2 separate regions of the Homo sapiens genome follow, and region 2 is linked to region 1. A link is a loop called in an ENCODE intact Hi-C map of the cell type or tissue named here. Cell type or tissue: heart right ventricle. All regions are shown on one strand. Links, peaks and the distances in the headings refer to the core of each region. The heading gives the core; the rest is flanking DNA. Region 1 overlaps LOC105374754 (a long non-coding RNA gene). Region 2 has its middle 68 kb from the start of MIR4432.

Region 1 (8,338 bases), core at 46-8,045:
ACCAGGTCAGTTAGGCATAGTGTACTTCTTGGTATTAAGTCTGGGACCAGATACATAAGGCCTTGAATGCCAAGATGAGAAGTTTCCTTTTATTTGGAATTAAATTCAAGAACATTTAAAATTCGGGAGGAAACGTGGATATATAGAGATAGAATGATAAAAGAAATTGACAACATGTTAATGTTTAGGAAGTCTAGGTGAAGGTTATACAGGAATTTTTTGTAAAATTCTTGCAAGTTTTCTGTAAGTCTAAAATTATTTCAAAAAATTTCAAAAGCTACATTTGTTTTAAAATAAAATAAAAAGCTTCGAGGAATACAGTAGCACCATGAGAGCAGTGTTTTAGGATGGCTGCACAGAGCACATTTTGTTGGTAGAAATTTGGAAAGCACCACATGGTTATTATGAGATCCTGGAGATAAAGTCACTGTAGCCCAAACTGGGGTAAAGATGAAGAATAAGTAACAAATGTGAGAGATGTAACATAGGAGGAACCAATAGGGTTTGGGGGTGTATTAGATATATAATATGAAGGCAGAAAAATTTAAAAGGGCTGTTAAGAATCCCAGATAGATATGTTTATGGACTTGATGGTGATGATGGTTTCACGGATATATATTTATTCCCAAACACATCAAATTGTACACATTATATTTGATTCATTGAATTATATATATTGTAGGTAGCTTTTTACATGTCAATGGAAGCTCAATAAACTCAATAAAGTGTTGTTTTTTTTTTTTAAGACTATGATATATTCACACACAAAAACTGATTTTCAGGTAGGTGAAAGAATCATAATAATCATGAAGAAAAGTAAAGGTCAAAGTAATACATGTGATTTTATATAAACTGAGTTTAAGGTGACTATGGGACATCTGAGTTGAACAGGATGAATATAAATCATTACACAAAAGTGATAAAGCTTTATGGCATGAGTATTTATGGTATTAATGAGTATTTGCCAGAAACAGGGAAGTATTTTTAGAATAAAGAGAAGTGAGGACAGAACGTTGAAGACTGTCCATTTGATGGAGTAGAAGCACAGAAAGAAGTCAATGAAGGTGACTGTGGAACTCAATATCCTAAAAGGCTCTCAAGAATTCCTGTCTCCTGGTTTTCACACCTTCCTGTCATCTCCTTCCTTTGCATGCAGGCAGGACATAGTAGTGGCTTGTTTCTAGTTGATAGAAACAGCAAAAATGAGAAAATCTCACTTCCAGGAATAGGTCATAAGAGATTGTGTCTTCCGTTTTTCTGGTATTCACTCTCTCTGCCTCTTCTCACATTATTGTCATGATGGAGAGGGACACTTGGCAAAGAACAGAGGGCAGCCCCCAGCCAGCAGCCAGAGAGGAACTGAGACTGCTGTCCAACAGGTCCTGGAGAATTCAATTATCCCAACAACCACATGAGTGAGTTTGGAAGCAGATCCGTCCCTAATTAAGCTTTCAGATAATGCCACAGATCCTGGGCCAATATCCTTTTTAAAACTTTGAGTTAAATTTTTTTTAAAATTTTTAATTGACCAATAATAATTGTATATATTCATAGTATACATAGTGACGTCTCTATACATATAATTTATATGATCAGATCAGATCAGGGTAATTAGTGTATCCATCATCTCAAATGTTCATCATTTTTTTGTGATGGAAAAATTCAATATCCTCTTTGTTTGTTTGTTTGTTTGTTTGTTTGTTTGAGACAGAGTCTCACTCTCTCCCAGAGGCTGGAGTGCAGTGGCATGATCTCGGCTAACTGCAACCTCTGCCTCCTGGGTTCAAGTGATTCTCCTGCCTCGGCCTCCTGAGTAGCTGGGATTACAGGAATGTGCCAACACATCCAGCTAATTTTTGTATTTTTAGTAGAGACGGGTTTTCACCATGTTGGCCAGGCTGGTCTTGACGTCCTGACTTCAAGTAATCTGCCTGTCTCAGTCTCCCAAAGTTCTGGGATTACAGGCATGAGCCACTGGGCCCAGCTCAATATCCAAGTTCTGGCTATTTGAAACTCTACATTGTTAACTATCGTCATTCTACATTGATATAGGACACTAGAACTTATTTTTCCTATCTATCTGTTACTGTGTATCCTTAAGCATCTTGATTGCAGTCTTGTAGAGTGTTGGTTTTGAGTTTGTTGGTAGAGTGTAGAGATCATGTCGCAGAGGACCAGCAAAATCATGCCTCAAATGCTGAGCCATAGACACTATGAGATAATAAACATTGTTGTTTTAATCTGTTAAATTTTGGTGTCATTTGTTACAAAATAGGTATCTTATGCAGACAGAAATATATCCTTTGAATAAATAAGAACAGAAACCAGAGTATGCAGTGTCATAGAAGACAAAAGAGAAAGGAAACTTCAAGAGGAAGAGAGTCCTCAACAGGCTAACTGTGGCACATTAGTCGCATAGGGTATTGGCTATTAAAAGACCCCTTGAACTTGGAAGTAAAATTTGAAAAAGTCTTTGATTGAGGGGCAATGGATAAAAAATAGCTTATGTGGTGTGGATGGGGATGTTGGCCAAGAGCAGACTTATTTGGGGTTTCTGGCAGGAAAAAAAGGAAAAGGAATTTACAACAGTAGCTTTGATGGAAAATTATTATCTTTATAATATAAATTTCTAGGTTTATCTCTAGGAAGAGGGAAGGTCTAAGGATCCTGAGAGGTATAGGAAGATGTGAAATCATTTATTGAGTACCTACTATATATCCCTCACTCGTTTCAGCACTAGAGACGCAGCAGCAAGAAAAAAAAAAGGTAAAGATCTTTGCCTCTCATAGTTTACATTAGAGTAGGAAGAGACAGAAAATGAAATAAGTAAAACATAAAATTTGTTAGATGCTGATATGTGTTATGGAAGAGAAATATTCTCAATATTCAGCCTTATGAGGAGGAGAAATACCACTTTCTCCAAGAAATATGGTAAAAATGTCAGATGATACTAGAGAGATGCTCTAAAATGGAGGGAGGGGAGAGGACAATTGAGCCATTTTGTAGAGAATGTGGCCTTTTACTCTGCTTTTGCCTAACACTTGTCTTAGCATATGTTTTTCAACACTGTACTGGGCTCCTACCTCTTTCACTATATTTATGCAGGAATTGACACATGTTGGAGGATTAATCGTTGATGTACAATCTTGGTCCCTTTATTATGGACGGCAATAAAATTCACAGTAACCAAGGCAGTACATTTTTCAATTACACATTATATTGTTTCATTAGCTGTCATACGTCACCTGCACCTACCTATCAACTAGCACTTTTTACTTCATTATGTGCCCGCAGTCATCTTTTAGTGACAATCACTGTATCCTGAATTGTCATAACAAGCCCTAATCTCAAGCAGCAATCCATGTTTCAGCTGCATTTTAGAACACATTTATGTATATGATTTCAGCAAATGTAGTTGAGTGCAATAGAATTGATTCCATGTCCTCCCTTCCTCCCCACCCCATATTTGTATATGGTATATATCTTCCCATTATTGTTTCCAGAGTAACATCACACTTTTCACTGCGAGTTGGCTCTACATTTGTGGACTTAACGTAATGGCCCATAGTGTTTAAATAGGTTGCCCAAAGTCACTGAATATATCAAGGTCTTGGTCATGGTGTTTCTAGATTGGTTCTCTAGAGTAGTTAGCAATTTTAGAGACAGTAAGGCAGGCCTGGAAAGGGTCTGTGAAAAAGTTCCTTAGAAAAGGGGATGATCTTTAAAAAAAGCAATCCATTCAGCCTGGACTAAATTCTGCCTCATGTGTCAGAGCCTATCATTTTCCTTCTTTTTCCTTTGGAGTTCTATTTGTGCAAGACCGTAGTGTCATTTCCAAGCTTTAATCAAAGATATACAAATACTCACAACTGCATTAATACCATGTCTATTTGATGATGCAATCTGTCTCTCCATCTGAATTCTTGCATGTGACGTGTGAACACTCCCAGTCCCAAATTTGCTACCACTTTGCTATAGATGCCTGAAATCGAGAACCCCATAGCATCCCTGTCTTGAGACCTTGTCAGAGTTTCACTCTCAACTAGAGATGTAGTTTTCCATTCCACTTCAAGTAAACTCAAGCCTTAGTCCCCTTTGCTTCCAGCTCTTCCTTAGCCAGGTCTGGAAACCCTGCTGAACTTCCTTCTGACTGCCTGGTGTTTTCTTAAAACAGACTTTCCCCACTCCTCCTTGGCCTGAAATATTCCAAAACAACATTCTGGGAATTCCCAATTAGAGATTCTTCCTCACTTCTTATATAACCAGTGAAGCTACCAATGCCATTCAGGATGTGGCCAATTTTATATCCTCTCATTCCTTTCGATTTTTCCGGTTAAGCTAATTTAATCCCTTCCCCACCAACAATCCCTTTTCCCAAATCCATATTCATAGTCTTCTTAGTAGGAGGTAAAGGGCATTAAATCCTAAAGGTTTCTGCTAATTTTCCCCATTCCTCTTTTGCTAACAGGGGAAGGCTTGTGTTTCCGCTGGGTTTGCTAGCAATGGGATTTTTTTTTCTCTATTCCTTAACACGGTTCTATAATTAATGCATGTTTCTTTGATTCTACATTTATATTTAACACATTTTAAAAGGTACAAAATGCGTTTTAAAGACGCTTCCCGATCCCTTGTGATTATTGGAGCACAGAGGAGCCATGTAAGGATCATGAGAGGAACTCAAGAAGGAGGGGTGGGCTACTGCCAGACTTCCCAGAGCAGAAGCCATGTGAAGGGGAAGTTCACTGACTTGGAAACTCTTGCACCACCTGCTGGTAATTTAGGAAAGCAATTATATGCCAGACGGGGACTGACGTACTCACTGTGGTATTTGGGAGCAACCACACTCTTTGCGTATCATTTTATCATCAGAGTCTGGAGGGCTGACAGATGCGGAGCTTGTGCTGAAACTTATGGAAAACTTAGTTTTGGCATCTCACACTCCTGGAAAACTGGCTAGCTTAAAAAAGAACGCTTTCTCCTCTTTTCCTCAATCCACTCCAACTCAACCTCAGCCTTGTGAGAGCTAAGTTTTCGAACGCCTCTCTATTCGTTCTACTCCGGTGTTGCTTCCTTGGCAAGTTCCTGAGTGGGCTCTTTCTCTCCAACTCTTGGAGCTCATTTTCTAAGAATAATGTCTACTTTGTTGTCCATTGACAGTGCCCTGGGGCATTCACATGCAAAGAGACTTAGAGACCAGGATAATTTCTGTGGCCTACAAATCATGAAAGGGGATGCTCTGGGGAGAGAAAGGAAAGAGTGCAAACTGAAATGGCTTTTCTCCTTGCATCAAAAATGCCTTGAGCTGCATCCCTTAACACCTTAATGGACACCCAACAGTCACTGCACTGATAAGGAAGCTACTAGAAGCTACTTAGCACAGAGTTATCACTCAATATGACTGACCATCATTCAGTAACTCTGAAATGTAAAGGATCCAGGTAATTTCTGTGGCCAATAGTTCTCAGCCCTCCCAATACATAGAAAGCACCTGGGCGCTTGGCTTATTAAATTGGTAGATTCCTGGGCACTGTCCCAGGGATCCATTTTATACCTCACATTTGGGCTCTGGAATCTGCACTTCTAAGAAAGCCTCTGAATTGTTCTGATACAGACGATGCTTAGACCACACTTTAAGGAACACCGCAGAAGTGTTTCTTATTCGCAGAATAAAAGGTTTCATTTCCAAAAACTGTTTCGCCAATTAGATCTTCTGTTCATTTATCCCACCTTCTTTACTATTGCTGCTTTGGAAGAAAATCAGATTATTGTTGGAAAATTAGAAAACACAGGTGAATAAAAATGAAAAATCAAACTCACATCCAGAGAAATAACTCATGCTAAACTGTTAATTTTTTGTGTATATTCTTAAAAAATGTATACATACACATAATATAAAATATTTGTGTATATGTCTATACTTTATAGGTTGTTTAGTTCACTTAATAAATCATAAATGTCTTTGCATACTGGCAAATCCATAATATCTTCATCATCACTTTTAATGGTTATTCCATTAAACAGATGTATGGTTATTCAGCCAGTGCCCTAACATCGAATATTTAGATTTTCTCCCAATAGTTCTATCTTATAAACCAAACCTGTGATGAGCATTTCTGTACATATGCCTACTTGTTCAGTCATTTCCTAAGGACAAATTCCTAGTAGCAGAATTATCAAGTCAAAGGATAATAGATTTTAAGGCTTTGATAAATTGCCAAATGTCCCCAAGAAATGTTTCCTGATTTACTCTCTCAGCGGCACTCAATAAAAATGAGGAAACACCCCTTCCCAATCTGGATATTATAATTTAAAAAAAAACTATTCCCATATGCTTTGATAGAAAAATTGTTTCTATTGTTTTAATGCGCAGTTATTTGACTCATAGAATGAATCTATTCTTTCTTACTATATGTTTGCCACCTAAGATTCTTATGTTACGAGCTGCTTTTTCATATGCTTTGTCCACTATATTTTTGAAACATTTGTCATTTTCTTAGTTAGTAGGAAGAACTCTTTACACTAACACTTAACAGTTTGTTAACTATATTTTATGTGAACACTTTGTTCACTGCATATGTGCAAATATATTACATATATTAACACTGTATTGGCTACATATTTGCAAATATTCCCAGACATTTTAAATACTTGTTGATAGTATTTTTAACTGGTTTGCTTTTATTGTTGTACAAGTATGATTAACTTTTATAAGGCAAAAATGTATCATTATGTTTTTAGAATTTCTGTCTTCAATGTCATATGTGACAAGACCTCTCCTCCTTCAAAATTATATAAATATTCACTCAAACTTTCTTCCAGTATTTTGTAGTTTATTTTTACACTTAGATCTTAGATTCATCTGAAATTTTTGTATGTGGAAGAATAACTTCATTTTTCATATTGTCAGCCTGTTGTCCTAATGGTTATCTCATTTTCTGTGAGAGAAAAGTTCTAAACAGCTATCTCAGTTACATACATATGCATGGTCTGGGAGAAATGAAACGAAGCAAAACATCTCCTTAGGAGGGTGCTCCCTGACATTAGCTCTGTGGAAAACTTCCTGTTGTAGTGGATTTTTGGGACTTCCTAATATATATCACTTCTGGAGGAAGCCATCCGCCTCCCCTTCCCTTTCCTTCTCACGATCTACAGATCTGTAGGTTTCCAAAGGCTGTTGCATCTCAGATAAATTGACAAGTAAAAGGAGAAGATAATGTAAGGAATTCACTATGATTAAATATTAATATTTTATTTGTATACTCCGGTTCCCTTCCATTCTCTATCAGTGTTTTCTGTACCTCACAACTATAACATGGTAGAGTGAAATGAGCACCAGCTGTGAGAGCACACATGTGTATTTTAACCCTGGCTCTGCCGCGAACTTGCATCTCTCAATCTTTTGTGAAATGGGGTGTATGCATTCGTCTACTTGGGCTGGTATAATGAAATACCACAGACTGGGTGGCTTAAACAACAGAAATGTATTTTCTCCCAGTTCTGTAGTCTGGAATTCCAAGATCAAGGTGCCAGCAGAGTTGGTTTCTGGTGAGGCCTCTGTCTTTGGCCTGCAAACGGCCTTTCTTCTATGTGTATGCAGAGAGAGAGAGAGAGAGATCTCTGCTGTCTCTTCCTTTTCATGTAAGGACACCAGTTCTGAACTGGAGCCCTACCCTATGACCCCATTTAACCTTCACTGCCTCTTTAAAGGCTCTGTCTCCAAATGCAGTCACAGTGGGGGTTAGGGCTTCAACTCATGAATTTTGGAGGGACACAATTCAGCCCATAACAATATGGATATCTAGATCTCATACAGATTTAAACACTTTGAACACCATTTCAAATAAGTGTCAGTGGCTTTGGGAAAAGGAGCCTGAAAAATGCAAATTGCATTTCCATTGAAGTCAGCCAATTTGTATTGAAGTCAGCCCAGGGCTGTGCTTGGAGCCCTGTTTGTTCAAGAGTAGTATACAAGCATAGTCCCTGCTCTTTAACTGCATAGCCTCTCATTCATTGTTGAGGAGGTGATGCCAACCTCTGAAACAATAAGAGAATAGTACAAAACCCAGTATCATTAAGGGCAAGTTGTGGGCTTCAACAAATGTTTCTACTTACCATCAGATAATAAGGCATCTTTAGAGTTCCAACACTAAAGTTGTGCTGAGACCATTTTCTGGGTTTTTAGCGCCTTCAGAGGCAAAGCAGAAAGTAGCATCAAATTTCTCCTGTGAAAACTTCTTTGAGTGTTAACTTGTTCTGAATGGAGGCAGGTAACCCTGTTCTGAGCTGACAAAATCAAACTTTACTTGATGCATGGACAGAGAAGCCCAGTGGAGTTTGA
Region 2 (8,338 bases), core at 218-8,217, 1.0 Mb before region 1:
GCTATGTCGAAAGGGGCATCTGTGGGATAGCCAGGTTTTCAGGCCAATAGTTTTGGGATGGCTGCACGTGCACGTGCCCACACACACACACACACACACACACACACACACACACGGCATTGCAGAGAAACTGATTTATTTTTGGGGTGGTATTTGATTCCTATGAAGTAATTTGAAAACTTTTATTTCCCATTTTCCTTATTGTTATTTTTTTTTAGTGAGAGAAGGAAATGGGTGATACCTCCAGCCAAAGCTGTCATGTTATGATGCAGGCAGGGGCCTCAGCAAAGAGTGTGGTCTTTCAGGTAAAGGAATCAGGGCTGGGAGAAGAGAGGGCTAGAAATTGCATATGGCAGGGAGGCTGCTGGACTCTCCTGCTTTGCAACCGGGCACTAGCTGCAGGATGATTCAGGTGCAGACAGGTTTTTTTTTTTTTTGTGACTCAAGGACTCCAAATGATTCTGAAGACAAGGGGAAAGCATGGCGTGTTGACATGAAATCTGAGGCTTTCTTGGGTGTTGTGGTGGGTGAGAATGAAGGTTAGGTTTTCAGTGAGTTTGAACAGCACACCAGAATTTTAGGGAAAGAATTGTTATTTACAAATTCCTGGATCTTTCTCAGTGAATGGGGGTGCTGGTCTACATGCTTGGGGTCCCAGGCATTTCAGAGATTTGTAGGAAACACAGGGCAGGAAGGTGTCTAGCAATTAGGAACAGTTTCTCTGCTGGTCTGAGTGTCTGAGAGCCCTGGAGTTCTGCATCTTGACTGGGTTTTGGGACCCAGGCTTACTGATAGCTGAGTGGAGGAAGACGTGCACCAGTCACTTGTCTCATAAATATAATGGTAACTCAGAATCTTGGCCTTTAATCCCATGGCTATTTGCACAATTACCTTCTCATGACCAGCACTAATCCTCAGCAAAACTGCAAAGTCAGGTGAATCCTGCCTCAGTGGCTTCAGCTTTTTTATCTCCTCCCCTATCCCCTGGCTGGCCCACCCTCACTCACTTCCTCAGCTCCTATCTTCCCTCTCAACCTGGTGTTCTGGGCTCCTTTCTCTCTGCCCTATTAAAAATTCCATAGAAAACACAGATCTTAGTAACTCACATCTTAGCTTTCCCAAGAATGTTTGCATCTCTCATTATGTTCTAAAAGGCTTTGTCCTTTATGGGAGGAATGAATGCAAGTTCCACGGGGATAGATATTTTTGTTAGTTTTGTTTGCTGTCGTAACCCCAGGACCTAGGACAGTGCCCAGCATATGGCAGATGATCAATAAACTTAATTGAATGAATGAGTCAACTAAGTGAATTCAGGTTTTGGTCAGCACATAAGGACAGCTCTTCCCTGTGGGGGGAGCAGCTGGAGAGAGACAGACACTGAAACTGCCCCTACTCTCTCCAGGGTTTCACATACAGGCTACCACCTCCTCCGTCCCCACAGAAGGCCAATCCCTTAAATAACTTTTTAAAGACGCAACTTTGTTTCGTCAGACTCTCTGGGATACTAAAATCCCTGCTTCGGTTTCTGGCAAACTTTCCATTCTTACATGGCAAAGATGGTTTCCTTTCCCACTCTCCCAGGCCCCCGGCTTCATTATGGTGACCTCTTTCAGCATGGTGGTCAGTGCCTAATGTTCATTCGCCCCCGGGGGATCCCAAAGCTGCATATGCAATGCCCACCTCTGTCCTCACGGCGACGGGAATAGAACAGTCTTTCCTTTCGCAAACCTCCATGCCTGCGTCTCCTTTGCACGACTGACTGCTTAATAGTAAAATCGATCTGCTTCTAGGCAGGGGCTTCAGGCCTGGTGACTTGGCCTTAAACAAAGTCACGCCTGCAAAGGACAATTGCTCAGAGCTGTCCCTCTCTGAGGACTGCCCCTTGTTAAGGTGTGAGATGGAAAGTTGACAATGGAATTAAAATATTTTGGGCTGTTTGGAGAGCTGTTTTTAATATGTGCAAGGGCTGTAGTAGTCCTTGTTTAGAACATCTTCAGTTTGCCAGGGAGCTCTGTGCATGGAAAATGTGAGCGCAAGGCCTGAGGTAGAAGGGGAATCTAAACGACCTGGACATGTACCCGCTGTTCCGAGCAGCTGGGGGTGTGGGCTCTGTGTGTATTAGGGAAGGCTTTTCTTCTATTTCTAGACATTCTCTCTCCCACCTTTCAGTGGGCATGTAAATACCCATCAGCACCCTGGTCCGCAGGACCATCCCAGCCAGCTGTACCATCCACAGTGGATTGTATACATAATGCAACACCATTAACTGTAATGCTGTCACTCGGCAGAAAGAGCACTGGGGAAGTGCTGGGTGGAAGGTAGGAAGCTGCTGACCAGCTGGCTCTCGTTTATGTAATCATAAACTCAAACCTGCATCTCTCTGAAAGCAAGAAAAATCACTCACCCACCTTTGGATTACACTTTTACACAAATTAATGTCATTTTCTTTTCCAACAGTATTGACTGCAGGGCTGAATTTGGCCCGGCAGGCACAGGGAAAAGGAAGCATGCTAAGAGCAGCTGAGTTAACGGCATCCCTCTCAAGAAAGAGGATTCTCTGAGCAGGGTGAGAGAACAGAGGGAGAAGATGAAGAAGAAGAAGGAGAAGGAGGAAAAAAAACCCAACAACTTGCAAACACATACACCTCCCTGTGTGCTGCTGCTGCCTGGATGCATCTAAGATGGCACCTTGGTGCCCTGCCACATTCGGTCTCCTTGGTACCGAAGCGGCGCTCAGCTTCTTGTCACTGAGTGGATGATGATTATCTGCACCAGGGTCTCAAGGGTGCTCAGGCTTTGCTGGCGATTGGAGCTGAGATGCTTCAGCTGAAGGATTTTAAAAGCTATACAAGGCCAAAGAACCATTACCAGTCACTTGCTGTGTGATGCCTGTTGAAGAGGGGGTGGGTATGGAAAGGGGGGGTGCTGGGGGAGCCAGCAAGGGGAGGGCATGATATCTTTATCCCCTCCCTGTCCTCTCACTCTCCCCCTCTCCTCCCACCTCTCCACTTCCCCATGCCTTTTTAGCCACTGTACCCTTGCTGAGGCATGACAAGGTTATGTCAGTGTGGTCTGAGAATCTATTGATCACGGCCATCAAAGATCTTCGCAGGAGTTTAGGGATTTGGTGCTTTGCATAACACCCCACTCATCTCGGTTAACTCCTCCTGTCCTGGCCTGGGCTCCTACCACCTCAGAGCTGAGCTGTTTGCAAAACTTGCTAATTCCTGTGACAGCTGCTTTCTGAACTACATTCATAAGGCTGTCAAAACCATTGTAATTACTATTATAACAAAGCTCAGGTGCATGACCCAGGCAGCTAAGAAGAGATGGGATTGGATGAGACATAGCAAAGGGAAAAAACCCACATATAGCTACCAACACCCCATGCGTGTGCCTATTCACAGACACGCACATGCTTGCCTCATCTTCCCCTTGGAGGACCACAAAAGAAAGGTTCAATAAGCAGAAGGGATCTTGTTGATCTCCTATCCAGGTGATTTTTCTTTGAATCAGTGGAAAAAAAAAGAGATGGTAGAAACTACTGAGTCATATACTTGCATTCTGACATGTAACATCTCTCAATAAATGTATTTTGAGTGTGGACTGTGGAGCCAGCACTATTCTAGATGCTGCAGCTAAGCAGGATATAAGACAGACAAAAATCCCTGTCCTCATGGAGCTATTAGTCTGGATGCACTGATACGAGGCCGCCTGTCTTCAAAGTCTGTGAGTGACTGAGGCCTCCCCTGTGACTACATCATGACTGGATCAGTATTTTCCGCTAGTGCAATTTGCACAAATACACATACACACTCACATATAATACTTACAGACTTTAATAGTAAAAGAGTAAGAAAATATCTGAAATATTTCTCTTTGGAGTCTGCAAAAACAGGAAAAACTAAAATGTCCCAAACCATGAACCTCAAAGAAAAGTGACACTGGTTTTCAGCCTGATGATGCACTGTGTCCTGAGAGGTGTTTTTGTTAGCTAGATTTTACCCACCTGGAAGGACGATTACAAGGGCTTGCAGTGCATGGAAAAATCTAAGTATTTCTTACAGTAAGAGAGAGGTGGTGGTCCTCCACAGGCTGTAGAATGGGCAGTTCCCGTGGGTACCTGCCCACAGGTTTCCTGGGATGCTGCAGGGAGAGCAGGTTTAGAATACAGAGATGTGAGTGGTGTGGTCCTGGACAGGAGGCTACAGAGTGAGAGGACTGGCCTTCAGAGCAAAACTGTATTTTGCAAAGGATCTTGGGGACCCTTCTGGGATGCAGGGCATCATGAACCCCCAGATGGTGGCCAGGCTTGTGGTCCCGGCTGGGTTATACCACGGAGCATCCTATTCAGGGCACAGCAGAGTGCCCAGGTGTCTAAGGACCAGGGCACATTCAGCCTGCCTGAGGGGGCTTTTGGCCACATGTGACAACAGATGAGCTTCTGGTTGTTCCTCTCTGCCCTTAGCACTGGGTGTCACTGCAGGGAGGGTGGATCCCTTTAGAGACTTGTAGGGGCCAGGAATTAATCACCTGGCTGAAGGAGGGTGGGGGTGGAAGTTGAGAGGAAGAGAGGGGCAAGAGCACGAAAAGTTTGACAGAGGGGAGGAAAGAGAGGGATCTTTTTGGCTCAGCAATTCTCAGACTCCCTCAGAATCCAGCTCTTCATCCTTGGCTGTCCTGAAAGTATCCTTTTGTAGAGACTGATGTAACGCCTCGGCTGAGCCCCAGACGTTTTGTGCATTAGTGCATTGCCTTTGCACATTTTGGGAGCTGGAGGGTTGGAATCCCAGACACTTATGTTTACAGTGGGACTGCAGATTTCTCTGTTAACAGATTGGAGGAGCAGTGGCATTTGCATGCAGGAGAGTCGTTGTTTCGGAGGCAGGAGAATGCTGGGTCTGGGCTCTATGTTGGGAATGGGTAGCACTTGGCAACTTCACTGTCAGACCCGAAGCCTCCAATCTCAGAACGCCCATCTGAATGGGAGCCGGCAGAGGGCTCACGCAGCACGCAGCCCCATCCTGTGTGTCCAGCCTGCAGCAGGGCGGGGAGGGAGAGCTTCTTTTCTTTTTTCTCTTCTCTTCTTTTCTTCATCTTTACGCTGTCTTCAGAGTTAGGGGGTTACATTTTGGATGCTTCCCCTCAAAAGGCAGCTTGTTTTGAATAAGCATGCCCACCCCAACCATGCTTTTGAATCACACAGTGACTTTATTCATAAGGTCGCTCCTTTCAAGGCAATAGATGAGGAATGAGGAGTCTGGGCCCACAGTGAAATCATCACTAGCTAAACCCAAAGCAGGGATGCTAGCAAGAGAAGTCGACATCTTCCTCCAAAAAGGATTTATTTTTAAGCAATGAGAAGAAGACAAGGCGTGTGTGTCTGTGTGTGTGTGCTACATTCACGTGCCAAGCATGGCATAACTCTGCACGAAGACTACAAGCAACTTGAACTTGGCTTTGGTGACGCCCTGTGTATTTTTCTAATAAACAAAAACACAAAAACAGAATTTCTAAACCCTGGCCCCACCTCCAGAAAGGTCCTCCTCCTCCTTCTCCTCCTCCTTGTCAGACAGTTTCACTTCTGCCATGTTTTTTCATTTCTCCTTTAGGTTCTCGTGCCTTTTTGAATACCTTTGTAGTGAGGAGCCGGCTGCCTCCCCACCTCTTCTCACTTCTGCTGTTTTGTGATCTTGCCGTTTTAATGAGAGCACAGTCAATAACTATGGAGAGGTGCTGACGACATTACAAAGGAACTCGCCCTTAACAAGTCAACTGTAGACGAGGTGCCAACGGGATGGACAAGAGGATTAAAGTATTTATGCCAAAATATCAGAAGCACACGCAGAATTAGCTCCCTTCGTGTTAGATATTTTACTTTTGGCAAGTCCGTATTTAAAAATCTTTTATCCTTGTTTTGCTTAAAGTATTACAATAAGCCCTGGATTTTTCACAGTTACACTTGTATATTTTCACAGCTGTTTTAATCAGAAAAAATTAATGTGCTTTTGATAGCTCAGAAATCTATCACTGGCAAAAGCTTTGCAAAGATGTGCTATGGAGCAGAGTGGAATCCTCAACATCATACATTTTACTGGCTATTTGAAATTCATAGAATTTCCCCTAAATATTTTCTTTTGCAATTCTTGCCTAAATTAATCTAACAGCTCGGGCTGACATCTTTGATAATCTCTTTTGTTATGAATGCAGGGATTGTTATTGTTAACGTTCTTTGGTAACCCAATGTGAACTGTCTGTTACTGGAGGAAAATACAATTGCTATTTTTGGGTGTATTGGAAGCATTTACTAAAATAAAATATATGCCATAATGGATAGGCAGGACTGGTACTCTCGTTGGTGGCTTTATAGTTACTGGCTTAACCAAGGTGCTCCCCTGGATTTTCACCAGCAGCTCATAAAAGAACTTGACTTTTGCTTTTCAAGGTCTGAGACTCATACAGATCCATGGACACTGCATCTCGGGCATGGTGACAGCACATGGCCTTGGACCCAAATGCTGGGTACACATCATTCACTGGGCAAGAGAGGGAACTAGGAGTAAAGTTCCTGGCAGCATGTCAACAACACCAACACCAAAAATAATTAAAAAAACAAAGCAATACAAAAACAACTTGCAACAAGGGAAGGGAAAGATGGGAAAGGAACAAAAGAGATGAACAAAAGTCTCCATTTGCCCAGGTTTGCCTGGCAAAGAAGAGGCTGGTTTCAAGGGGAGGGGGAATCAGTGGATTAATGTGAACTTTAATACCGAAGCAGTGTGTGTTTATTGCTGGTGACCACAAGACATAAATCTTGCAAGCACAATATACAATGCGATGCAGCCCCCAGTTTTTTTTTTCCATCTCCAGTCTCAATTTGTGTGTAAGTGTGTGTTAAGTGCTGGTGAAAAATAGTGACCTTTAATAAAGGATTGTATCCTGTGACTATTTTCCCAGACACACAGTGACCTTTCAAACCAGACTGAGGTGAGGGGGTGTGGAGTTTGGACTTTGAACCGGCCAGACCCCGCTGCGCTCCTCTGTTAGCCTGGCCACTTTTTATTGTGTCACCAGGGAGCATTCTGTATGCAAAGCAGGCTGGGCTGGCAGCCTGAACCTTTGCAAATCAATTTGTCTGTGAAGGCGAGTCCACTGGAGTGAAAGATGGTCTAACAGGGCACACTGCCTCCTCTCTTTGTGACATCATCGCCTGTGGTACTCTTGTCAGTCATGTCTGCCCAAAGGACAGTTGGAAAGGGGGGCCATGCTGGGGAGGGGGTGAAAGGGTGGGAGGGGTTAATCCTCATGACCAACTGTGGCCTGAGAGACAAGGGGCATTCTTCTTAAGAGGACAAAGCTGGGGGGTGGATGATCTGCCTGGCTGGGAGGGTGTTGGGGGAGGGCACCATTCACTTTCAATATTGTTGCCTGGCTGTAGAAGCCAACCCTACTGTTTTTTCTCTCTTCTGGGTCTAGGTATTGTTACAGGAAGGGATCACTATCTCTTTTGGACCAAGAGAGTGTCAGGTCCTAAGGAAATGTTGAAGGTCATAGTAGCAAGAAGGTTCACACCTGCCAACGGAGCTGGCACCCATGAACTCTAACTTTTGACTATTTACCATTAAAGACCTTGAGCTACAATCCCATCTCATAGCAAACCTTTTCATAAGGGTTAATATTATTATTGATTTCCTTAAGTCTTTCCAACATCCACGACTGTGCATTAATCAGTAGCTAAAAAGACCAGAAAAGACAGAAAAATTTAACTACTTTGTTCCCTAATTCAAATTTCTTCAAGAAGTCCTTCTAAAGATATGGAACTCCTGCATTTTTCATAAAACAGTGGTTAGATCAATTTCCGTGTAAGCAATGAATCATCTTTATACTTCACAAAAGATGGGGAGCAAAGTTTGACTTACCAAAGAAAGGCTGACTGATTAGTCTCTGGGTGAACAGTCTGGTGGGAAGACCACAGATTCCTGACCCCTGCACAGGTTTAACATGAAGCCCTCCAAGGAACCTTTCAGAACTGCAGCAATGACTTACGGTGGCTTCAGAGTGGGGTGAGCTTGAGTTCTAATCCTTGCTCTATCACTTATCAGATTATGAGAACTTCGGCAAGTTACCGACCTCTTTAAGCCTTGGTTTCCTCATCTATGAAATGGGGATAAGGCATATTTACCGTATGGGGTTTTTGTGAGAATGAAGAGTTCAGATGCTTGCACTGCTTGGCAGAGTGCTGGCATGTAGTTACCTTCCATAAGCGGCAGCCCTGGTAATAATATCATAAGTGATGATTATTGAGGTTGGGTACTAAACAGGATGTTGTTGTCTACAG

What was found. Hi-C counts contacts between places; a loop is a spot of excess contacts. Peaks named below come from ENCODE experiments on the same cell type or tissue, not always from the same donor. Only the 100,000 strongest peaks of a DNase experiment are listed, where the experiment ranks them.
Region 2: a loop joins it to region 1, with 4 times the contacts of the local background. A loop is called at or near these places in 6 of 110 quality-filtered maps.

Annotation. Positions count from the first base shown.
Region 1 is chr2:59,298,441-59,306,778 of GRCh38, reverse strand. The region is part of intron 2 of LOC105374754 (a long non-coding RNA gene); the gene reads left to right. Among named protein-coding and RNA genes, the nearest start is that of LINC01793, 85 kb to the right of the region's middle. In heart right ventricle, for the core only: a CTCF peak has its summit at 4,785 (motif pointing left); a DNase peak (open chromatin) is centred at 4,812.
Region 2 is chr2:60,315,348-60,323,685 of GRCh38, reverse strand. No RefSeq gene overlaps it. Among named protein-coding and RNA genes, the nearest start is that of MIR4432, 68 kb to the left of the region's middle. RefSeq lists a silencer at 1,195-1,446 and enhancers at 5,560-5,619, 7,480-7,529. In heart right ventricle, for the core only: CTCF peaks have their summits at 4,797 and 4,997 (motif pointing right); no DNase peak of the experiment used is centred there; H3K4me3 peaks cover 351 bases; H3K27ac peaks cover 335 bases; H3K27me3 peaks cover 1,140 bases.